Linked DNA regions of Mus musculus: region 1 is linked to region 2. Evidence: chromatin loops called from intact Hi-C (ENCODE). Cell type or tissue: gastrocnemius. All regions are shown on one strand. Links, peaks and the distances in the headings refer to the core of each region. The heading gives the core; the rest is flanking DNA.

Region 1 (10,891 bases), core at 1,742-9,741, 84 kb after region 2:
CTCTGAATTCAAACCATATGTTAATTTTCAAGTTCAAGTACAGTAAAACTTTGAAACCTCAGCTCATTACCACATATCTCATTTATGTTATTTTATTTTGGGGGGGAGGGGGGAGAATGTGTACCACAGTGGATATGTGGGGTCAGAGGGCAATTCGGTGTGTCAGTTCTTCCCCTCCACCTTTGTGTGGTTCCAGGGATCCAGGGACCCAGCCTGGTCACCAGGCTTGTGCAATAAGGGCTTTCACCCACTGAGACACTAGCTGGCTCTGGTGTTCTCATTTCTTCAACAAAGTTCACCCATTAAAATTGAATAGTTGTCCTATTAAAACACATGCATAGCCTGTCTTCCTTCATATTCTTCATCACACTAATTGCCTCTGTAATTTACTTTGTTTAAGTTTATTTACTTTTTCATAAGCTAGGATTTCTCTTTGTAACCATGGCTGGTCTGAAACTCACTAAAATAGACCAATCTTGCTCAAACGCAAGAGACCTGCCTGCCTTTGCCTGAATGCTGGGATTAAAGGGTTTTATTTTACTGAACAAATTAATGAGAAAACTCAAGTTAAAAATCAAATATGAGGCCTACTCTAGGAGAGCCTCAAGTCTGGTTCAGATACGGGATGAGTCTGAAATAAGATACCAATGACTATTATACACACAACAATGGTAGATTATCAGCTAACACAAGCTTTGAATTACTTTTAAATTCATTTCCTCAACTTTTAAAAATTCTTTTATACAAACACATTCCTTAAGAGTTATCATCCTTATGAGACATCAAAGTAGGGTTGGAAAGATGGCTCAGTAAGCAAAGGTACTTGCTGCCAAGCCTGACCCATAGGAGCCCATAGGGAAGATGCCTTCCCCACAGGATCACATGCCCTCACACACACACACACACACACACACAGAGTAAAGAATATGCTCAAAAACAGCTTGAAATCTGAGATAAAGTTCTACAAACATTAAAATTATAAACCAGTGCCATCCAGCAAAGTCATTTGTATGTCCCTTTCACAGTTTCTGGGCCTGGCCCCTGGCTGGCTAAACTGTTCTTCAACATGGTCTGAGTAGCTACCAACAACTACTAAACCTAACTGGCTAGAAGCTGGCTGATCTTGGGCACCATGGCTTTGCTGTGGTTCTATCCCATCAAACAACATAATGAAGGTAGTTTAGAGTATAAAAGAAATAGGTTGGACTAAAATTAGTAAATACTGACATATTATGTGATATGTCTGGTAATGATCACACTGGTTCCTCTAGACTCAGCAGTATGTTGAGCTGTGACTGTCTATAAATACGGATCAGTTACGTCAGTGTGTTTTACATTGCTTATGCCCTTCCAATAAAGAGTATCAATCAGTTTGACCAGCAGTATCTAGTAAGTTTGCCACTTCTTTCTTCTTCCAGTCTTCCAAGTTATAGGTATGTATTTAGTATGAAACCATGGGAATTTATAATTTTCTTTTCCCATAAATGGTTTTTTCTTCAATATGTTTCTTCAAAAGATTTCTCCTAGCACATGCAAATCAAAAATAAAAAACATTACTCATCTAGAATATCTAGAAAGAACGTATCACAAAAGAATAAAATGATTTCTCAAATTAGAGTACTAGTGAGCTTATTAAGAAAAATTAGACGAAAAACCAAAAAAAAAAAAAAAAAGAAAGAAAGAAAGAAAGAAAGAAGAGAAGAGAAGAGAAGAGAAGAGAAGAGAAGGGAAAGGAAAGGAAAAGAAAAGAAAAGAAAGGACAAGACAAGACAAGACAGGCTCAACTGCAAAAGCAAGCACACAGGCAGACCTGAATCTTTTCAGTCTGACCTGGATTACAGACAGACAATACTGTAACCATTTATAATATTGTTTCTTTAAAAGTAAAAGGGAGAAATGCTTTAACCAACTCCTTAGCAAAAAGAGAAGTAAGCTTATGTGGTTTACTATAATTTTAATTTTTAAAGATTTGTTTATTTTATCTTTGTGTATGAGTGTTTTGTTGAGCCTGCTGTAATTGGAGTTATGGATGGTTGTAAGCTACCATGTGGGTGCTGGGAACCGAACCTGGTCCTCTGTAGGAGCAGCAAATGCTCTTAACTGCTGAGCCATCTTTCCAGCCCATGGTTCACTGTAATTATTAATCACTTTTCCGATTATACTTGAAAAGGAAAGTGAAACCGTTATAACATATAAGCACAAATTTCAAAGCCTCTTGTAGGTGCAAACTTGGCTACATAGTCTAGTATGCCTAACATTATGCATGATGGTCATACATAAGCTTTACATTATTATAGAATTCTGTATCACCACAAAACAGGGTTTGGCTTTTGCTGACCAAAAGTTGGTTCAAAGTAAAAAGAGAATTAGCTAAATGAACCACGGTTTGGTTTGAAAATGGCAATGTTGAATTCTTAATCTATATTTTACACAAATGTTTCTCAAAGCAGAGCGCCACCTGAGGAGGGTAATAACTAACAAAGGCTAGTGTTTCCTGAGCACAAGACACACACTCACGTATTCTCTGTATACATTATCTCACCCCTTAATCTGGAAAGGTATGAACTAAAGCTGTCATCCTGTGAACTGAGGAGACACAAGTGATTGATTTATATAAAAGTGGCAGAGGAAGGTTACTACCTATCAGAAGTGTCTAAGGGAGGTCACAAACATACTAAGGCTTCCTGCAAAGGTGGCAAACACCACCATCACTAGTGTCTGCAGCAGATTCCGAGGTACAATCAAAACCACCTCCAAGACCTTCCTCCAACCCCATCCAAGCCTATTCATGAACAAGAGCTCCACTCATATGTGGCCACTGGCCTGGAAAAAGAGGGCTGGAACACCAGCGGATGCTCCCCACATGATCTTAATGGGCAGATAAACTAGACTAAATGACTGTTAGTCCTGCAAATGGAAGTACTTTATTTCTAATGCTTATAATAATAAAGGCTAGTAGTTCCTGAGCACAAGCCAGGTGATTCTGAAAGACAAGATGAAAAGACCACTAATAATTACTTCACACACTTGTTAACCACTCCAAATAGTCAACTACAATCCAACTTTCTATCTGAGCACTTTGACTATTCTATTTCCCAACAACATGTTTAGCTTTTCTTCTTCTTGAACAGAAGAGACATGACAACTGCACTTGAACCTTATTTGGTTACTCTGAACCCAGGACAAGCACTCTAACACTGAGCTACATCTCCAGCCCTAGCTGAACCTCTGCAAATAAATTTCTGCCAGCTTTGATTTGACAGGAGGAGTTTAAGGATGACCACAGACAACATGAAAAAGTTCAGAAATCCTTTATGTAGCCCTGAAGACCAGGGGAGTCTGCAACTCACAGATCCACCTGCCTCTGCCTCCTGAGTACTGGGACTATCACTGTGTCGGTTTTTTGTTTGTTTGTAATTGCTTTTAAAAGCACCCATAGTCCTTAAGTTCAAAAGAAAAAGAAAAAAGTCCTAAGAGTTAAACTAAAAATTAAATAGCAGGTTATAACACTAAAAGCATTATGATATACATTTAAACTGTATTATTCATAATTAGCTATATTCCTTAATTAAGTTTGTGTTGACAGTTAAAACAGAGCAGTTATTATGGTGCGAAGTCCCATCTCCTTATCCAGGTACTGAAACAATGCTTATGCAGTGTTTTTACCCTGTTAAATCACCTAAATGCACACGTTAACAGGTGCGAAGACACCAAGGTGTTACATAAGCACACCCCAACAACAACAACAAGGCTAGTCAGGATGACTACACAAGGGCCGATCTTCTGAGGAGCCTCACTGTTTGACCGCCTTGCCCACAGCACGCCCCACTCACCCTACACCAAAAAACAATGACAAGCGCTCCAGACAGCTTCAGGCTCGCTGCCTTTTTCTATCAGTGATAAAGTGATATGCAAGTACAGGAAGTTTGAGCGATGACTTTTCAACTGGAGATAGCAGCTGCAAAGGAGTATCAATACCCTAAGTTGTACAAACTCCGGATTTTATCAGGGAAATGTTACAAAACTTCCTTCTTCCGGACAACTCATTATTTGCCCCAAGTCTACATTCCTTTATTAGTCACGACCTTTCAGAATGCTTTCATCCCTTATTGTTTGAATAATATTGGGACTTTTGATGTTGCTAATAAACCTTACAGGGGCCCTTATCAAAGAAGCCAACCTAGGTCCGTGTCCCAAAACAGACCGGATTACAGGAAACTCGGTACTTGTAATTCCTTGTAAACAGATGTATCCTCCTCTTTTTTTCCGTCCACCTGTATACTTCTATCATACATAATTGACAGCAACTCGAATCAGTTTTGCAGAAATTTACTCTTGAGGAACTGGGAAGCCCCTACGTGTTATGTGTGATAGACACACGACAGTGAATCTCATTTACCAACTGCCACTGGGATCTTAACACCTCAGATCTGACCTCTGAGCCATATGTCAATAGGCTGTAAGTCAGGCAGAGTCCCAAAGAATAACGGGGGTGTGGGGGGTGTTACAAAGATGGATCCCACAAGATGTGTGTGTGTGTGTGTGTGTGTGTGTGTGAGTGTGTGCACCTCTAGCCTGTACCGATGGCCCATCAGGCAGACCCTAAAGAGCCATCTTCCCGGCTGGGACCCCACACATCCCCGCGGGCCACGGGGCCTGCTCCGGGGCTGTGGGAGGGAGGGGAGGCAGTGTCTGTCCCCACTTGGGAGTCCTAAACAAATGGAAGCAGAGCAAGTTCTCACTTCCTGATCGCCGGAGCTTCCCCCAAGGCCCCCGTCCCGCGCCAGTCACCGGGGACGGGGGTTTAAGAAAAGGAGGACCCCCAGGGGTCCCAGGGCCCACCCCGCCCGCGCCTCGCCACCCGTCCTCGTCCTAGCCCTCGCAGGGCCTTACACGGTGACGTGACCGGAGCCGCGGACCACCACCGGGTCGGGCGAGTACTTGAGCAGCTGCTCCTCCAGGGCCCGCTCCTCGTCCTCCTCCTCCTCGTAGATTTCATCGAAATCCGCCATCCCGAGCCGGCGAGCCCCCCGCCCGGGGCCCTGGCTCTGGGGCGGCCGCGGGGAACGGCTGGTGAGGCGGCGGGCGCGGAGGCCGCGGAGCTGGCGCTCGGCAGTGTGGGCTCCGGCTACTGAGGAGACCTGGTCCCGGCCGCCGCCGTTGCCGCCGCCACCGCCGCCATTACCGTGGGCAGGAACAACAACACAATGTCAACATCCGCCGGGGCCGCCACCCCCGCCAGCGCCGCCGCCCGCGCCAGCGCCGCCGCCGTCGCCGCCGCAACTCCGGCAACCACAGCAACAGCCCGAGCCACCCGCAGCAGGAGCAGCCGGCTACCGCATCGCGAGACTTCCCGGGAGCGCGGGCGGGCGCGGGCGTGGGCGCGGGCGCGCGGGTGGGCGGGCGGGCGCGTTCACGCGGACGGTCTCGCGCGCTCCCGGGACGCCGGCCTCTTCCTCCGCTTCCACCCGGCGCGGCCCCGCCCTCCGGCTCCAGGGTCAGCGACCCGGAAGGCGGCGTCTGTGAGGATCGGGGGCGCTGACCCCGACTCGACTCCTAGAGCCAGGCTGGAGTAATCTGTAGCCCAAACAACGACAGCGGGCGAAGCCCCTGGCCGGACCAGAGAATCTGACTGCCGGTTTAATAAAACGTTTTTAGTCCACGATGCGAAGCAGAGTTGGTTGACTTTGCCAACTTGAGATTAACAAAGCAGTGCATTCTCTTTTTTTTTGTTGTTGTTGTTTGGTTTGGTTTGGTTTGGTTTGGTTTGGTTTGGTTTGGTTTGGTTTGGTTTGGTTTGGTTTGGTTTGGTTTGGTTTGGTTTGGTTTGGTTTTTCGAGACAGGGTTTCTCTGTGTAGCCCTGGCTGTCCTGGAACTCATTCTGTAGACCAGGCTGGCCTCGAATTCAGAAATCCCCCTGCCTCTGCCTCCCAAGTGTTGGGATTAAAGGCGTGCACCACCACTGCCCGGCAAACAGTGCTTTCCTGTCTACTGTCCTACCTGATTTTCCAAAATATCTCCAAAGCCAAATATTCTGTCCTTTTAGCCCAGGTTGTTTGTTTGTTTGTTTGTTTGTTAACAAGAAATCTCACCATCAATACTACCTAACAAAGTTGACAAGTTCTCTGTGTTCCAATTAAGAAGTTGCAGTTGTATGCTTCGTCTCTCTAGTGAAAAATGTTTTCTCCACAAGAGGGGATGGGGGAAGGGAGGAACAGTGGACTCATGGATCACCTTGGACCTGGTTTCACAATCAAGAGTCTGCCAAGCATCCAAACAACATAGGAACAGAACTGGACTCCTACGGCAAACTGGACCATGGGGTAACAAGAGTTCCTCATTGGTCTGGAAAGGAAAGAGGAGTTGTACTGGACCCAGTGTCCACAAACAGTTCTCTACGCAGTGTTCGCATCCTTCAAGTTCGTTTACGGGTCTTTGTCCAAGCAGAAAACGTACAAAGGTTAACATGAGAGTGGAAAATGCTGGACAACTTAATCCTGGAAAGATCTGGGGAAAAAAAAAAGGGCAGTGAGCTAGGCAGGGAAAAATAGTCGATGCGTCAGACTTATGCTTTCCCAGATTTATTCATTCAATAAACACTGAACCTACTGTGTGGTCAGCTGTGTGTGTGTGTGTGTGTGTGTGTGTGTGTGTGTGTGTGTCTGTGCGCGTGCACGCGCGACTATGTATGTTACAGTCTCTGGCAGTAACTTTTCTGTCATTAAGGCAAGCAACCATAATTCTCTAGGGGGGTGGGAGTCAGAGGGTATGTCAAAGGCTCCAATGGAGCATACACACAGGAGGCAGCTTAACTTGGTAGTTCTGAAGGCTGACTTTGAATCGCCCTCTATCATTTCCTATGGGACCCTGGCCAAGTCCTTTAACCTCTTGGTCTTTGACCTGTCACAGGAAGACAAAAGTGCGGCGTGGTAGCACACATCTATAAAACCCTAGCAGGTGGGAGATGGAGACAGGAAAATTAGGCATTGAACATCACTCTATATAGCCAGTTTGAGCTATAATAGAGCCTTGTCTCTAAAATAAAATAGATATAATAGTACCTATCCCTTGGGCTACTTGACAGAGTCTCTTGATGTACGTGGAATGCTTAGAAGAGGGATATATAGTCACAACAGGAAACATTCTTGATTCTTCCCCGCTTCTCTGCCATGAAGATCACCACGTTCCTTTGGCATTGTGTAATGTTTCAGTGTCCGTGAAGTATTATTAGTTTCAGAGACCCTATGTGAACTTGCTCTTGATCCCGTGTGTATGTGTGTATTTAATACTCTCATTCAGGACTTCAACTTCAACACATTGGCTGCAGAGAGTTCCTGAGCCTCCTCCTTGACAGTAATCAAGAGCCCAGTGGCCACATTCAAAGAGTGGCTGCAGAAAGGATGAGGGAGGAGGAGGAGGAAAATGGGTCTGTTTCGGTCATGGGCCACACCCTGCATGCTGTGTACAACCCAGAATCCACCTCTCAGTCAACACAGCCGCTGAGCATCACCCAGCTGACAACTTTCCAAGGACAGAAGAAACTGGAAGAGCCCCTTCTTTCTCCAGCACCCTCCACAGATCCGTCTTCAGAGGAGAACCTACAAGAATGTTTTCTGAATGGAGATGGATCATGGCTGGCACTGCCGGCAGAACACTGGGAGTTAATTAGGCGGCAGAGGACTGGCAAGAAGCTCACTCTCGCAGCACTGACTTTGCGTGGGAGGAGCACTCTGGCTGGACTCCGACAGAGAGATCGGTCTGACTCCCATTGCCGAGGTGTGAAGAGAAGTCATTGTTTTTAGTTGTTTTCTTTCTTTTTGACTCTTCTTCCGGTTTGGGGGGGCGGGGGGGGAACCTGCTGGTGTCAGTAAAGGGGCTCGAGACCTGGGAGCAAGGCCAAGAGGGCGAGGAAGGATGAGTCAAGCATTTCTCTATAATAGTTGACATCATAATTCCAAACTCCACCCCCAACACTCCAGGATTGCTTCCTGCCAAATGACTCCCTCCGCCTTTCCTGAGTATGAACCAGTCTTTGTCAAAATGTTCCCCCTCTCCTGTGCCCACAGTACACACCCCTGCAAACATGTCTCTTCTTTTGTATACCTCTTCATGCTCCTCACGTTCACATGTTCCTTCAGATCAACTGGCTTAAAACAAACAGGACAGCTCAGTAACCCCAGGAGCCAAGACTTTAGTTGCTATTTGAGGCGGGGAGTGGGGGTGGGATGGGGGTGAGATGGCAACTCACTTCATAGCCCAGGCTGGCCTAGAACCTGTCATGTAGCCCAGGTTGGCTTCAGATGTGTGGCAATACTCTTGTCTCATCCTTCTGGGTGGCGAGGAGCCTGTCATTCATAGATTTAAGACCTCCAACGAGTCAAGCAATGGTGGCACATGCCTTTAGTCCCAGCACTCATGAGGCAGAGGCAGTCAGATCTCTGTGCGTTCAAGGCCAGGTTGATCTACAATTCCAGGGCAGCCAAGGGTAGAAAAAGTAACCCTGTCTCAACCCCCATACATGTTATTTATTTATTTATTTATTTAGGCATTGGTGTTTTGCCTGTATATATGTTTGATATGTTTGTGTGAGGGTGCTGGATCCCCTGGAACTGGAGTTATAGACAGCTGTGAGTTGTCGTGTGGGTGTTGGGGATTGAACCCAGTTCCTCTGGAAGAACAGGTAGTACTTTTAATTGCTGACTCTCCAGCCCTCACATCTATCTTTCTAAGCTTCTTCACCCTCACTGGAGCCTTTGCCATGGAGTTATGAGGGGTTACATGAAATAGTTCATGTGCTGTGGCTGTAACCCTTCCCTAAGACTCATATATCAGCTTTACCCCTCAGCGTCATGACAGGCTTTGGACATGGGGCTTTGGGCTAGCTAAATGGGTTTAAAATATAACATCGAAGGTTTAAGAAGAACATCCATACCTTGATAGAGACAGCAGAGACCCTGACCTCTTCCTACCCGCCATGAAAGAAGACAGCAAGAAGAAAGCTACCTGAGAGCCAGGAGTGAGCCCTACACAGGCTGGTCCTTGGCTCTTTGACTTCCTCTCTCCAGGCTACTAGATAACTTCCTCTTATTTGAGCCACTCTCAATCCAGGTGGGCAGTCTCCTTGCCCCTCCCACAACATATAGCCCCAAGATTTCTCCCATGCCCATTCTGGGCCTCACCAGCAATCACTGGTGACTATAGGAAGCAACCTTTGACTACTCGGTAGAAGACCATGATCAATGAGGAGTACGAAATGTGGAAAAGGAACACCCCTTCCTTTATAATTTTGTGGTGACCCATGGCCTGGAGTAGGCCAGCCTTACTGCCCGGTGACTTCCAGATGTCACCAGAGCAGACATGAAGGGAATGATTTCAGCATCCATGGAGTGTCCTGGGGACACATACATCAGATGAACAGTGTGCTCACTTTGTGATTGCCCATGTCTAGCTCCCCAATGATGATGTGCAATTTGATGCATCACACCACAATAGTTAGGAAGGAGAATTTGAAAGTTTGGGCTCTGTCAACGAGAAGCTGAAATAGAAATCAGGATCAACCATGAAGAAGTAAACAGGGCTTGTTACATTCCCTCAGAACCCTTGCTTGAATCGTTGCAAGAAAGACTCCATCCAGTGACAATCTGGATTTTGCCTGGACAAGCATCCTTCTAAGCCAGACACCCTTGGCGAGTGGAGCATCTGAAAGGAGGCAAATCTTGGTGGGTTCTTAGCTCTCCAGATGACAGTAGCATCTGCCTATGGGACAGCAGTTCAGCTTCAAAGGAAGGAACAGCGATGGATGCTGAGCCCATCTTGACAGGACACACAGCTGTAATCCACATTTCCTGGCATCTGTCCTGGTCAGTTGTGGATGATCATAAACACAAGACTCGTGATAGCCACTCAAAGAATACTTCCAAGCCACTGAGAAGATGCCCATGCTGCTGAGGTAGACTGCTTGCTTTTCAGTCCTTATAGTGAGGTTACTCTTGCCATGGGATCTGCTGGCAAGACTGCAGCCTTGTGGGATCTGAGAAATCTGAAACTCAAGCTGTAATCATATGTCTTAGTCAGGGTTTCTATTCCTGCACAAACATCATGACCAAGAAGCAAATTGGGGAAGAAAGGGTTTATTCAGCTTACACTTCCATACTGTTGTTCATCACCAAAGAAGTCAGGGTTGTAACTGGTGCAGAGGCTATGGAGGAATGTTCTTTACTGGCTTGCTTCCCCTGGCTTGCTCAGCCTGCTCTCTTATAGAACCCAAGACTACCAGCCCAGAAATGGTTCCACCCACAAGGGGCTTTTCCCCCTTGATCACTAATTGAGAAAATGCCTTACAGCTGGATCTCATGGAGGCACTTCCCCAGCTAAAGCTACTTTCTCAGTGATAACGCCAGCCTGTGTCAAGTTGACACATAAAACCAGCCAGTACATCATATAAAGATGAAATAGTCCGAGTTCAGTCACCACCTCACAATGAGACTACTTTGGCTTCTGGTGGTACTGATCGTAGATGGGATGGCTGGGGTTTAAATAAAACTAGATAGGAACAGGCCACAAGAAGTGGAGGAGAGCCCACCATGGAGGACACACAGCCACAATCACTGAATTCTCCTGAAATCCCAGTGAACCTAGGTTGGTTTGTTCTGTATTGAGAAATAATATCATGCAAGTGAGACAGATGACCAAGAACATTTATAGTGATGGATCCCTGAAGGCGGCATGGATCCAGAGGACAAGGATCTGAGACATGTCTGAATTTATGATTTTTAGATTCTCCCCCCCTTTTCCTTTGAACCATGAGATCAATTATCACTGGTTTTGAGACTCAGACTTTGTTCAGTTCTCCCTTTAATATTAGTGCCACCAAAAACTATTAACCCAATC
Region 2 (10,891 bases), core at 1,006-9,005:
ACAGCCAGGATTACCTGGAGAGACAGAGACAGAGAGACAGAGGGAGACAGAGAGACACAGAGACAGAGAGAGAGACAGAAACAGAGAAACAGAAAGACAAACACAGAGAGACAGAGAGACACAGAGAGAGACAGAGACAGAGAGACACAGAGAGAGAGACAGAGACAGAGAGACAAAGAGACAGACAGAGGTAAGGGATGGGGAGGGAAGAAAGGGGTGGGGAAGGGAATTGAAGGGAAAAAAAGACAGAAAGAAGAGTTGGAAGACCTCAGGTCACTGGCCCACAGTTTGGCCCTACTCTTCTTTTGAGGACAGGGGTAAGGGGTGGGGATTCTGTGAGACAGGGTTTCTCTGTGTAGTGTCAACTTTCCTGGAACTCACTCTGTAAAACAGGCTGGCCTCTAACTCAGAGAACTGCTTTCCTCTGCCTTCCCAGGGATCAAGAGGGCGAGCTACCACCACCCAGCCCGATTCTCTTCTTCATTGCTTTGGCTTCGAAGCCCTGAGTGACTCGAATGAAAACATGTTTTGAAGCAAGAGCTTATTCTGGGGCGTGTCTCTGTGGAAGAGCTCAAGGTGTCGTCATTCAACTCGGGTACTGGTGGGCACACAGTGACAGAGAAGAATGAGAGCGAGGGTGGCAGGGTGTCACAGGGAGCAGGGCAAGCATTCAACATTTCAAACACTTGGCAGCTCCCAGGAGATAGTCTGCAGTGGGAGGAATAAGCCAGCCAGCCATCCGAGACCCTCTGAGGCTGCTGTGCGCTTGCGCAGCTTTTCATCTTTCCTTCAAAGCTTAACACCTCTAGGAGATGTCGCCACCTTAGCAGGAACGTGAGACCTGACTCCAGGGGACAGAGAAGCCAGCACACTGGACTTAGAGGGTGCTGCAATGGTGATTAAAAAAAAAAAAAAATCACCCAGATTCACACAGCCCGGAGCAGCTGCACCCAAAAGCTGCCACTCCCTTTCTGTCTGGCTGCTGCCTAGGTGAACACACATGGAAGCCATTCAGAGCTGTCTTCACCTCTCGCCCACCGAGGACCCAGCCTGTCTTTCTAGCCCAAGCATATGGAGCAGTCATTGGCACTCAGATACGAAAGGCTGGGTAAAGCAAAGATGCATAGCGGAAGGTCTCAGGCTCAGTAAGTTCCCAGGGTCATCAAAGAGGAAAGCATCCAAAGGTATAGGAACAAGTGTGTCACTCGCCCATAGTGGCAGATTTATATGGGGATCCAAAGCCATCTCCAAAGGCTCCAAAGCCTCTAGTCTTAGTGTAGTTTCAACCAGCTCTGAACCTCTAAAAATCCACACTTTCCGAGGCACGAAGGCAACCGACATCTGGGGGGAAATTGTATTCAGCTGTGAGATAAAGCGCCCTGTATTGACGTTTGCTTCAGAAGTGTTCAGAGCTTAGCCTTTGAAGGGCTTTCTGTGGCCTGGTGTTTTAAACACAGTATTGAATATGAGTAAAAATATTTATTGGAGACAAAGATAAAAAGAATTGGGATTACGTGGAACAGCCGCAGACGTGCACGGGAGAGAGGTTGAGGCATCTGGAGTGTGGGCAGTAAAGGAGGGGAAAGGTCACTCGGTGCTGCGATGTCTCCACAGTCCTTCCTCCTGCTTCCTGCGAGCCGTTTCCAGAGCAGTGGTTAAAAGTTCAGGCAGCAGAAGCACATGATTCAAGTTCCCATTCTGTCCTCCTGCTGAGTAACAGAAGACAAAGATAGAGACTCTCTGGGCCTTACTCACGCCTCAGTGAAAAGCAGATAATATAACTGCATTTGACTTCTAGCCTTGAAGGTTGGGCACAGACCTTGGCCAAGAAAAGTGGCTTAGGTAGTTCAGAGCTCTCTAAGGGCTGTTGCCATCATCATCATCATCCCAGCCAGCCTTGGTACACATGCAAGTAAACTCAACACCCCAAAAATGGCTGAGGTCCAAGCTGGCCTAGAATTTACGACCTCTCAAGTGGTAGGATTGCAGGCCTGGAACACCATACTTGCCTCCTCCATGACTACCTTTCTACTACAGTCCAAAGAAGAGGAAGTATCCAGCTGTTTCTGTTGCAGAACAGTCAGTGTGTGTGCAAGGGCTGAGGAGACCTGTCTAGGCAGATGTTTAGGTATTCAGGGCTTAAAATAGCCTTCCTATAGAGAAGTGCTTTATTATTTATTTATATCATTTTATTATTTTCATCATTTTCATTTATCACATTTGTGTGTATATGTGTGTGTGTGTGTTCTTACATATGCATACACACACACACACCCTACTCCGAGCATCCCTGGAGGCATTTAACTAATGAAGAGTCCGGCTCTCAGTCATTAAACCCTTCTGCACATCCAAACTAGGGTCGCAGCCTGTATCCATCTGGCTGCAGAGTAGCCATTCCTTCCAGACCATAGGATGTCCAAATGGCTCCCGTTCCTCTTCCCTGTCATTTATGAGACCCGCAGCAATGCGTTTGGGAACCTAACCATTTTCTAGAAAGTTTTCAATAGTTCTAAACATCAGCTGCTTTACCTCATGCCCCTCTCTGCACACGTGACCCTCCCCACTACCACTGGGATTGATCCCATCTGCCCTTCACCCCGATCCACTGAGCTTTAAATGTGTTCCCTAAAAAGCTGGAAATGAGGAGACAGAGCTCAATAGGCCTGCGCTCACTGGACACGCCATTCCTGCACGGTATGTGGAGTGGCAGAGCCTGCCAGGGTCTGTGTCTTTGAGCTACGTAGCATATACAAATCTCATCATGTGCCAAGGAGAAAATGGGAGAGAGCCCATCAAACAGCCAGACTTGAAGTCCATCTTAGCGCAGGCTGCCTAGTGGTTTCTTCCTGAAGTGCCACCATTGTTCAAATTGTTCAAAAAATTCATTCTCAGACTCCTCCACAGGGCCCCTTCCGGAACATATCACAAGCACTGCCCTTTGACAGGCTCTCCAGGGAAGGCCTGCGATGCGCATCCTTGAGACGCAGGGAATCAGTCCAGAGACCCTGGTTGATTGATAAGGAGAAAACTGCCCACCCACTCTACACTTGAAGGCAACCAGGAGGCTACCCACAGTCCCATTCTCTGGAAACCTTGTAATGCTGTATTTCCTGGAGGGAGGACCCATAGCAGGTCTCTGTGTTTTCTTTTAAAGCACAGTTGTGGGTCGTGGGTTTAAATCCTGAGCTCAGGAGCCTTAGGTTAAACACCCAACCACATGGAGTCTTTACTCTTTACACAGTAATGAGGGACATGGCGTTTCTGCAAAGGGTTAAACAAACTGCTGTAGCCAAAAGACTGTCTATACTACCTTCTAGTAGAATTAGTGAGCATTGTTATTACCTTTTCATCATTTAATTAATTTTAAATGTATTTGTTTATATAGTTTATGTCTATGGGTGTTATGTCTGCGTGTACATCTGCACACCAGAAGAGGGCATAAGATCCTGTAGTGGCTGTGAAGCACCATGTGAGTGCTGGGAACTGAACTAAGGACCTCTGGAACTCCTAACCACTGGCCCATCTCTCCAGATCTGCTTATTACTTTCAGTGTGTGTGTGTGTGTGTGTGTGTGTGTGTGTGTGTGTGTGTATGCATATGTAAGAATAGGCATGTGTACCACACAGCACACATGTGGAGACCAGGATAACTTTCAGCGGTCAATTCTCTTGCTACCGTGTGGTTCCTAGGCATCGAGCTCAGATCCTCAAGTGTGCTGAGCAGCGCCCCTCCCTGCACTGACCCACCTCAGCAGTCTGAAATTGTGTTGTTATGGTGAAAGTAGCACGTGATCGACATATCATAGAAACTCAAGAACTATGACTCAGGAGCTGGTGATGTAGCTCAGTTGGTAGAGTGCACAAAGAAAGAGAAAGAAGAGGGAAAGGGAAGGGAGAGGGGGAGAATTAACCTGGCTTGGCCCTAAGTTAGACCTGAAAATTTTCAGTGACCTTGCTGAGAGTTCTCCTAAGTTGTCTAAGGTGCGGTGCAGCTTGGATGTGGCGCTAGAACACGTGCCTGACACCTGCCAGCTCCAACCTCAGCACCAAACCAAAATAAACAAAACCAGCAAAGGTTCTCTCTCTCTCTCTCTCTCTCTCTCTCTCTCTCTCTCTCTCTCTCTCTCTCTCCCTCTCTCTCTCTCTCTCTCTCTCTCTCTCTCTCTCTCTCTCTCTCTCTCCCTCTCTCTCTCTCTCTCTCTCTTGTGTCTGGGCATGGAATGGAAACCGTTCCTATGGAAGCCAGAAAGGGACATTGGCATTTCTGGAGCTAGACAGTTGTGAGCCACCTACTGTGGGTTCTGGAAAGTCACTGGTGTCCTGTGGAAGAACAGCAAGCATTCTTAACCACTGAGCCATCTCTCCAGCCCTGAGCAAAGGTTTTATGGAGCTATTAATGAAAAGACACAAGAGGAAAAGTCAAATATTCCTCTTCTCAGAAAGAGTGATAAGTATTTATTCAGTGCCTACTATTTGTCAGACATTTAAAATCCCCTGGTCTTGTTCTCTGTGTCCTTGGAGGTTTTGGAGGCACATCTCCCCTTTGGAATTTTAAGTATTGCATGAGCTAGTTAGTTAATGGAGGGATCAAGAGGGCGATGCCAGTTTGAAACAATGTTGTCGCTGGACTCCAGTTACAATGTATTCATCTGGACTGTGACAGCAAGGCAGTCTGAGTATGAGCCACAGTCTTCTGCCTTGGCAGCCACACCCATTCGCAGGGCTGATTGCTAGCAGCCAGCAAAGGCTTCTGATAAAAGGGAAGCTGCTGAGCTATTAGGTTTGCCGAGCTCCCAGGTAGATTTCCACAGGCAGAGGAGAAAGAGCGGTGCCTTGTTTTTGCCGGCGTGGGTGTTAGCAACGCGAGACAGGAACCCAGCATTAATACAGGCACCGGCTCCTCGTAGAGCCAACTCCAAAGGGTCCTGGTGACTTTTTCTCTGCAGTTTGACTCCTCCCTCCCTCCCTGGGAGCCTCTCTGTTCAGTCAAGCTTTTCCATCCTACCCCAGGCTGAATAGAGAGCAGAGGGTGCCAGAGACCGAGGTAGACACTCAACTCCACTTCTACCGAACCAGTCTTCCTTTCGACGTCTGTCTCTTCTCCCTTTGGTTTTTGATCATCTTGTGCTGGATTTTGCTTCTGCCACTCTTCTGTTAATAGGTAGCTGGTGATCTGCGTCATCCTGGAGGGTCATCCATCTCTACGGCCTTCTTCCACATTCTCAGGGGCCTTTCTTAATGATCACCCTTTTAGAATCACATGCCTGCTGCTGCTTCACAAGACACAAGCATTTGCTTTGTGCCCCCTGCATTTGTGTTCCAATCTTAAACTGTCCCCTTGCCTGCCGACTTCCATCCCTTAATATTCTTGAAGACAACCGGTCCCTTCTCATGGAAGTCAGTATCCTCAGACACAGGCCTTCTGAGTTTCTCTCCTGCCACAGGGCCACGGGACTGCTCTGCTTCGCCTGACAGATCAAAGGACATTTTCCCCAGCCTGTTCACTTTCTGCCTGGTGATCATAGAAGTACCCAGAGCACAGCTAGATGGCGCTCACGCCTACACATTTCTGAGGAATGACGTTTTTTTCCTCAGAGGAATTTCTGAGGAAGAAGTTTTTCCATTTGTCTCCCATCTTGAGCTCACAGCTTTGGGAGGAGGGGGACTGGAGCACATGGACTAATTACAAAGAAACTGGAACGTGTGCATTTTCTAATCAAACTGATATCTAATGGGCACGCGAGTCAGATTCAGTTCTAAGTCCTCAACATTGCCCTGCTACACATACCTTGCCCCAGGAGACAGATACAGAAATGGCACTTAGAGACTTGGTAAATTTGCCCAGAGCAGAAGGGTGTCAGAGATGGAAGTCCACAGGCATCTTGCACCAAAACTACCCTTAACAACAAGGGACTGGTTGGAGAATGGAACCAAGAGAAGAAACTGGGAGTGTTGGGAAGGCACGGCTTTCTACACAAAGCATTGTTCTGCCTAAAATTACTCCACAGCCCTAAAGCACCATGTGTATTTTGAATATCCAATCATTTTTTCTAAAAGCCCTAAGTATATAGCTCAGTGGTAGCGCACTGGCCCACTGTGTAAGATCCATGCTCAAACCCCTGCACCATGGAGTTACAGTAGGAATAATAATAGTAATAATAGCTGGGTGTTGGCAGTGAATGCCTTCCATCCCAGCACTCAAGAGTCAAGAGTTCAAAGTCTGCTTGGGCTATGGAGGGAGACAGTATCTCAAAACAACAATAGCGATAATTTTTATGAGACTGAATATATAGGACTCAACTCAACTATGATCAAAGGTGAATCTGGCACACATAGGCCGAACTTTATATATTAAGAGGGGAGAGCTAAGAGCATTTGGCTCTTGCTTCTTCTCCATTCTCTTCTCTGCTCATTTTCAGACTCAAGCTTTGTGGGACACACTGAACTTATAACAGGACCCATGATGTCCCAAGGATGCACTGAACATGTATGTTGCTGAGTCCATTTCTATTCTCCAAAGAGTAGCAACATTTTTTTACTCTGAATGAAGATCCGTGTGGACCATACTTGAAGACCCTGTAAATCTCGAATAAATAAATCTCTAATTCTATCCCTACTGACTCCCCTGAAGGCCTCCTAGCCTTTCCATCACCCCCTCCCTCCCTAAGGCGTGATGTTAGAGAGGGGACCCAGGGGGAAGAGGCAACATCCCTACTCTATCACAGGTGGAACCTCACTTCTCATTGTTGATAGACGCTTGCAGGTTAGGTGACCACTTATAAAGCCCCTCCTGGAGTCTTGGGGGTTGCCTGTAACCACTAGTGGTTCCTGTCATTTACTCTTCATTACTGGAGTACTCTGGCTGCAGTAAAGGTGATCAATCACAGAATGGTATTGTCCTTTAAAACTCCGTATAGGAAACAGGCACTGGGCTGGACCGTGAGGTTTTGTAGGATCTAGTACACAGAGATTTGTGAAAGACCAAAGCCACTGTGTTTCTGCAGTCTGCCAAAAAGTAGACACACATGTACATAGATGTCGAATGTGTACTCCTGCCAACAAAAACATGTCTCCATCCCAAGTTCAGCTACTACTCCATGTGAGCCAATTGCGAGGCATTTGCACATCACTAAAGAATGAGAAGGGAACTTTGTTCCCAGCCCCTGCCACACAGCCCAATCAGCAGACGGCCAGGAGGGAGCAGAGCCACAGGCATTTGGCACACACATGTGCACTGCCTGCTTCTTTCCAACCTGGCGGTCCAAGAATCAGGCACAGGGGCAGGGAGGGTCAAAAAGGGCTCTGAAACACATTTGTAGACCCGGAAGTATAACCTGGAGAAAGGCTGGTCAGCTGGGTATATGGAGGAAGATCCACACCCCGTACCCAGACCCTTTCCTGTTGTAGAGGAGAGAGAGAAATTCCTGCCCGAGGGAGCAGCCCCGCAAGTTCTGGAAGCCTTAAAGTTGATCTTGGCTGCGTTCTTCTGCAGGTGTCTGATAAGCTCCATCTGATCCTCAGTGTTCTGGACTCTCAGAGAAGACCTCCCCCCTTGAATGAGAAGACCCTTAAAGGCCACCTGAAGGAACTCCAAGATCAGGTCAGTGTCACCATCAGCTATGGCCCATCATGGGTACCCAGAGTCACTTAGCCCTCCAGAATTTATCAAGACCACTCTTAGAGCTAGAATATGAGGGTGCTTAGGGTTCCCAATTGTCCAGACCATTGATGTGCCTGATTCCCTTTTGATTTCCTGTGAATTTGTATCTAAGCTGTGTGTAACCAATTGTTTACACCAATTTCACAGCAACCCTACATCTCAGCCATACTGGTTCTACGTGATTAGATACACCTGAGGCTACACCTGTCCACACTTGTCACTAGGTCAGCCTCCTGCTGAAGGAACATCTGTGTGGTCCTGAGCAGGACCTCGAGGGTATGCAGGTGGAGAGAGGCGCTCAAGGAGCCACTAATACTGGCCAGAGTGAGTCCTGCTCAGGCTATGGGTTATAGGTTTAGCTGCCAGCAGTCTCCTGCAGCAACACCGCTCATTAACTAGCTCTTACTTTCCTTTTGGGATACTCACATGATCCCATGTGATTACTGTTCAGAACTGGGACTGTAATTTGGTGTTAGAGCGTTTGTCTGTAACGCGTGAGACCCCGGGCCATGCCAAATCACACTACCGTCTCCGAAGAGCTGGATCCTCAATACCACCTTGGTCTCTTGCCACTTTGACTCTCTTCTCTGAAAGACAAGAGGGTGTGACCCCCACACTTCTTTGAGGATTCATATTTTCATATCCTTCAGCGGCCAGCGCCATTTCTTCTCTTGGAATAAGGGAAGAGTTCCCAAATAGGACTCAAAGTGACTTGTTACAATAACAAGTTCAAATAAAATGGAAAAAGTGATACTAACCAGATTTTCTATAAATGCTCCTGTTCTATTAAAATGGCTTCAGTTTTTCCAGTGAGAGAGAGAGACAGGCAGACAGACAGATACAGCAAGACAGACAGACACATAGGCAGGGTGGGGGTGGGGGTGGGGGAGCAGTGTTGCATTACCGTTTTTCTTTGCTTTTAGTGGGTCTAATTCAAATTGCGTCAAGTGAAACTCAGCATTGGGAACTGGAGAGCCAACTCAGCAGTTTAGAGCACTGGCTGTTCTCACAGAGAACCCAAGTCTAACCTGATCACTAAGTGCTGAGACGAAGTGCATGTTAGCTTCACGCCTGCCAGATAAATATGCTGTCACTGAGCTGCACCCAGCCTTAACTAGATCACCCTTGAGCTCACAATCCTGGTCATGTCCAGAAAAGTAGCAGTTTGATTTGAGAAAAGGAGGGCTTCTTTCAACCCATGTGTGTTGACAGATAAGATATAACCCCTAAACTTGGGGGTACATTTCTAATTAACCATATGAACATTAAAAACTCTAAAACAAATACACTTCCCAATGACTCTATGTTAATTCTGTGCCCCACCCATGACATACGGACAAGACCTGATTCTCAGTCAGCTGCAATCTAAGCCAGTCTGTGGCCTGACCAAGTCTGTGTATCCTACCTTCTCTAGAGCAGAGGTCCACAGGGGCATCTGTGAGCCTCTGATACCTTCTTCAAAGCTGAATCTGTGCCTGGGGTAAAGTAGAAATGATTCTATCCACCAGGGTCTTGAATGTTAGAATTTTTTTTTTGAGGCAGGGTCTCACATTGTGGGCCACAAAACCTGGAACTCACTCTGTAACTCTGGCTGGCCTCCAACTCAAGGTGCTTCTACCTCCTGAGTGCTGGGATCAGCCACTATGTCCGGCTGGAAAATGACTCCTCCTCCTCCTTTTCCTCTTCTTCCTCCTCTTCCTCTTCCTCCCCTTTCATTTCTTCTTCCTCCTCCTCCTCATTTGTATATGTGTTTTTGCTAGGTACTGTACACATAGGTGTGTGCATATGTGTGTAGAGGCCTGGGGTAGACACTGGGACTCTTTCTTAACTGATCTTCACCTTGCTTTCAAAGTTAAAGACACAGGGAAAGTGTGACAATCATGATTGCTACAAACCTTATGCACTGTCTAGATCATTAAAAACAACTTTCATGGACCCTGATATAGCTGTCTCTTGTGAGACTATGCCAGGGCCTAGCAAACACAGAAGTGGATGCTCACAGTCAGCTATTGGATGGATCTCAGGGCCCAAATGGAGGAGCTAGAGAAATTACCCAAGGAGCTAAAGGGAACTGCAACCCTATAGGTGGAACAACATTATGAACTAACCAGTACCCCGGAGCTCTTGACTCTAGCTGCATATGTATCAAAAGATGGCCTAGTTGGCCATCACTGGAAAGAGAGGCCCATTGGACACGCAAACTTTATATGCCCCAGTACAGGGGAACGCCAGGGCCAAAAAGGGGGAGTGGGTGGGTAGGGGAGTGGGGGGGAGGGTACGGGGGACTTTTCGGATAGCATTGGAAATGTAATTGAGGAAAATATGTAATAAAAAAAAAAACAACTTTCATTCATGCCATCTAAAGCAACAGCACTTCACCCTGTTCCACGAGTCAGGGTGGCGGGGTAGAGAAGTCACTTCTGACAGTAAATGGTATGACTACATGATATGATACTGAAAATACGATCCAACACGCGCCACTGTCTCTATCACACCCCAGGTCTTCCCTCTTCCTTCCTTTTCCCTGCACCTTCTCTTCTGTGAATCTCTTTCTCCCTGCTTGTCTGGCTCAGTCACCTTCTTCCAGTATCATCTTTCTCATTTCCTCAGGAGCTGCCACGGAATGAAGAATTGAAAGAGCATGATTGGACTTTGGGAAGGATGCGGTAAGGGTGGTTGATGGAGTAGAGAAGATGGATCTGGGGCAGCTCTTGAGGGAGCCAAGCTTGGCACGGATTGGCTGGAGCTTTGAGAGGTGTTGATAGGAGGAGCCTCCAAGAGCCATTTGTAAACATCGGTGCTTCCTGAATGCTTCCCGAGTGCCCTGCCATAATACCCTGCTGTAAAATGTATTATTTTTAATATAAGTATAAATAGTGAATTAATCCTACAGCTCTTGGGTCCTCTCTTACTCATTGAGCCATTTCCCCATCACAATTCTTAAGCCCTTTTACTCCCCAAGGAAGCAATCGAAGCATAAAAGACATGATTACCATTGTTTTTAGCACAGATATAAAATTCCACTGAACTGCAGAAAAAAAGCATTTCTCTGCTGGCCTTCCTCAAACCTGACAGGACAACTCACCAAGAAACAGAGGCAATGTCCTCGAGGCACGCACAGGAGCAGACACGCACAGGAGCAGAGGGCACCCTCTCTCTCTCTCACTTAGTCCACCTGGTAACAAGAATTCTCAAGAACCTGGCAAAGTCTGAAGTATTTAGTGTTCTCGGC

What was found. Hi-C counts contacts between places; a loop is a spot of excess contacts. Peaks named below come from ENCODE experiments on the same cell type or tissue, not always from the same donor. Only the 100,000 strongest peaks of a DNase experiment are listed, where the experiment ranks them.
Region 1: it touches region 2 in a loop (2.3-fold over the local background); 10 of 42 quality-filtered maps call a loop at or near these places.

What each region holds. Positions count from the first base shown.
Region 1 is chr5:75,039,287-75,050,177 of GRCm38, forward strand. Chic2 (cysteine-rich hydrophobic domain 2) reads right to left here and starts at 5,355. Exons shown (of 6, transcript NM_028850.5): 1 at 4,894-5,355. The coding sequence starts at 5,012. It also overlaps the pseudogene Gm18593. In gastrocnemius, for the core only: no CTCF peak of the experiment used is centred there; DNase peaks (open chromatin) are centred at 4,971, 5,369, 7,727 and 7,860; H3K4me3 peaks cover 3,944 bases; H3K27ac peaks cover 4,303 bases.
Region 2 is chr5:74,955,821-74,966,711 of GRCm38, forward strand. It overlaps Gm6116 (predicted gene 6116), which reads left to right. Exons shown (of 5, transcript NR_045866.1): 2 at 437-1,145; 3 at 6,419-6,486; 4 at 7,492-7,599; 5 at 10,270-10,548. Gm52778 (a long non-coding RNA gene) reads right to left here. Exons shown (of 2, transcript XR_003955747.1): 2 at 1,460-1,709. Among named protein-coding and RNA genes, the nearest start is that of Gm6116, 12 kb to the left of the region's middle. In gastrocnemius, for the core only: a CTCF peak has its summit at 5,540; DNase peaks (open chromatin) are centred at 5,544 and 7,198.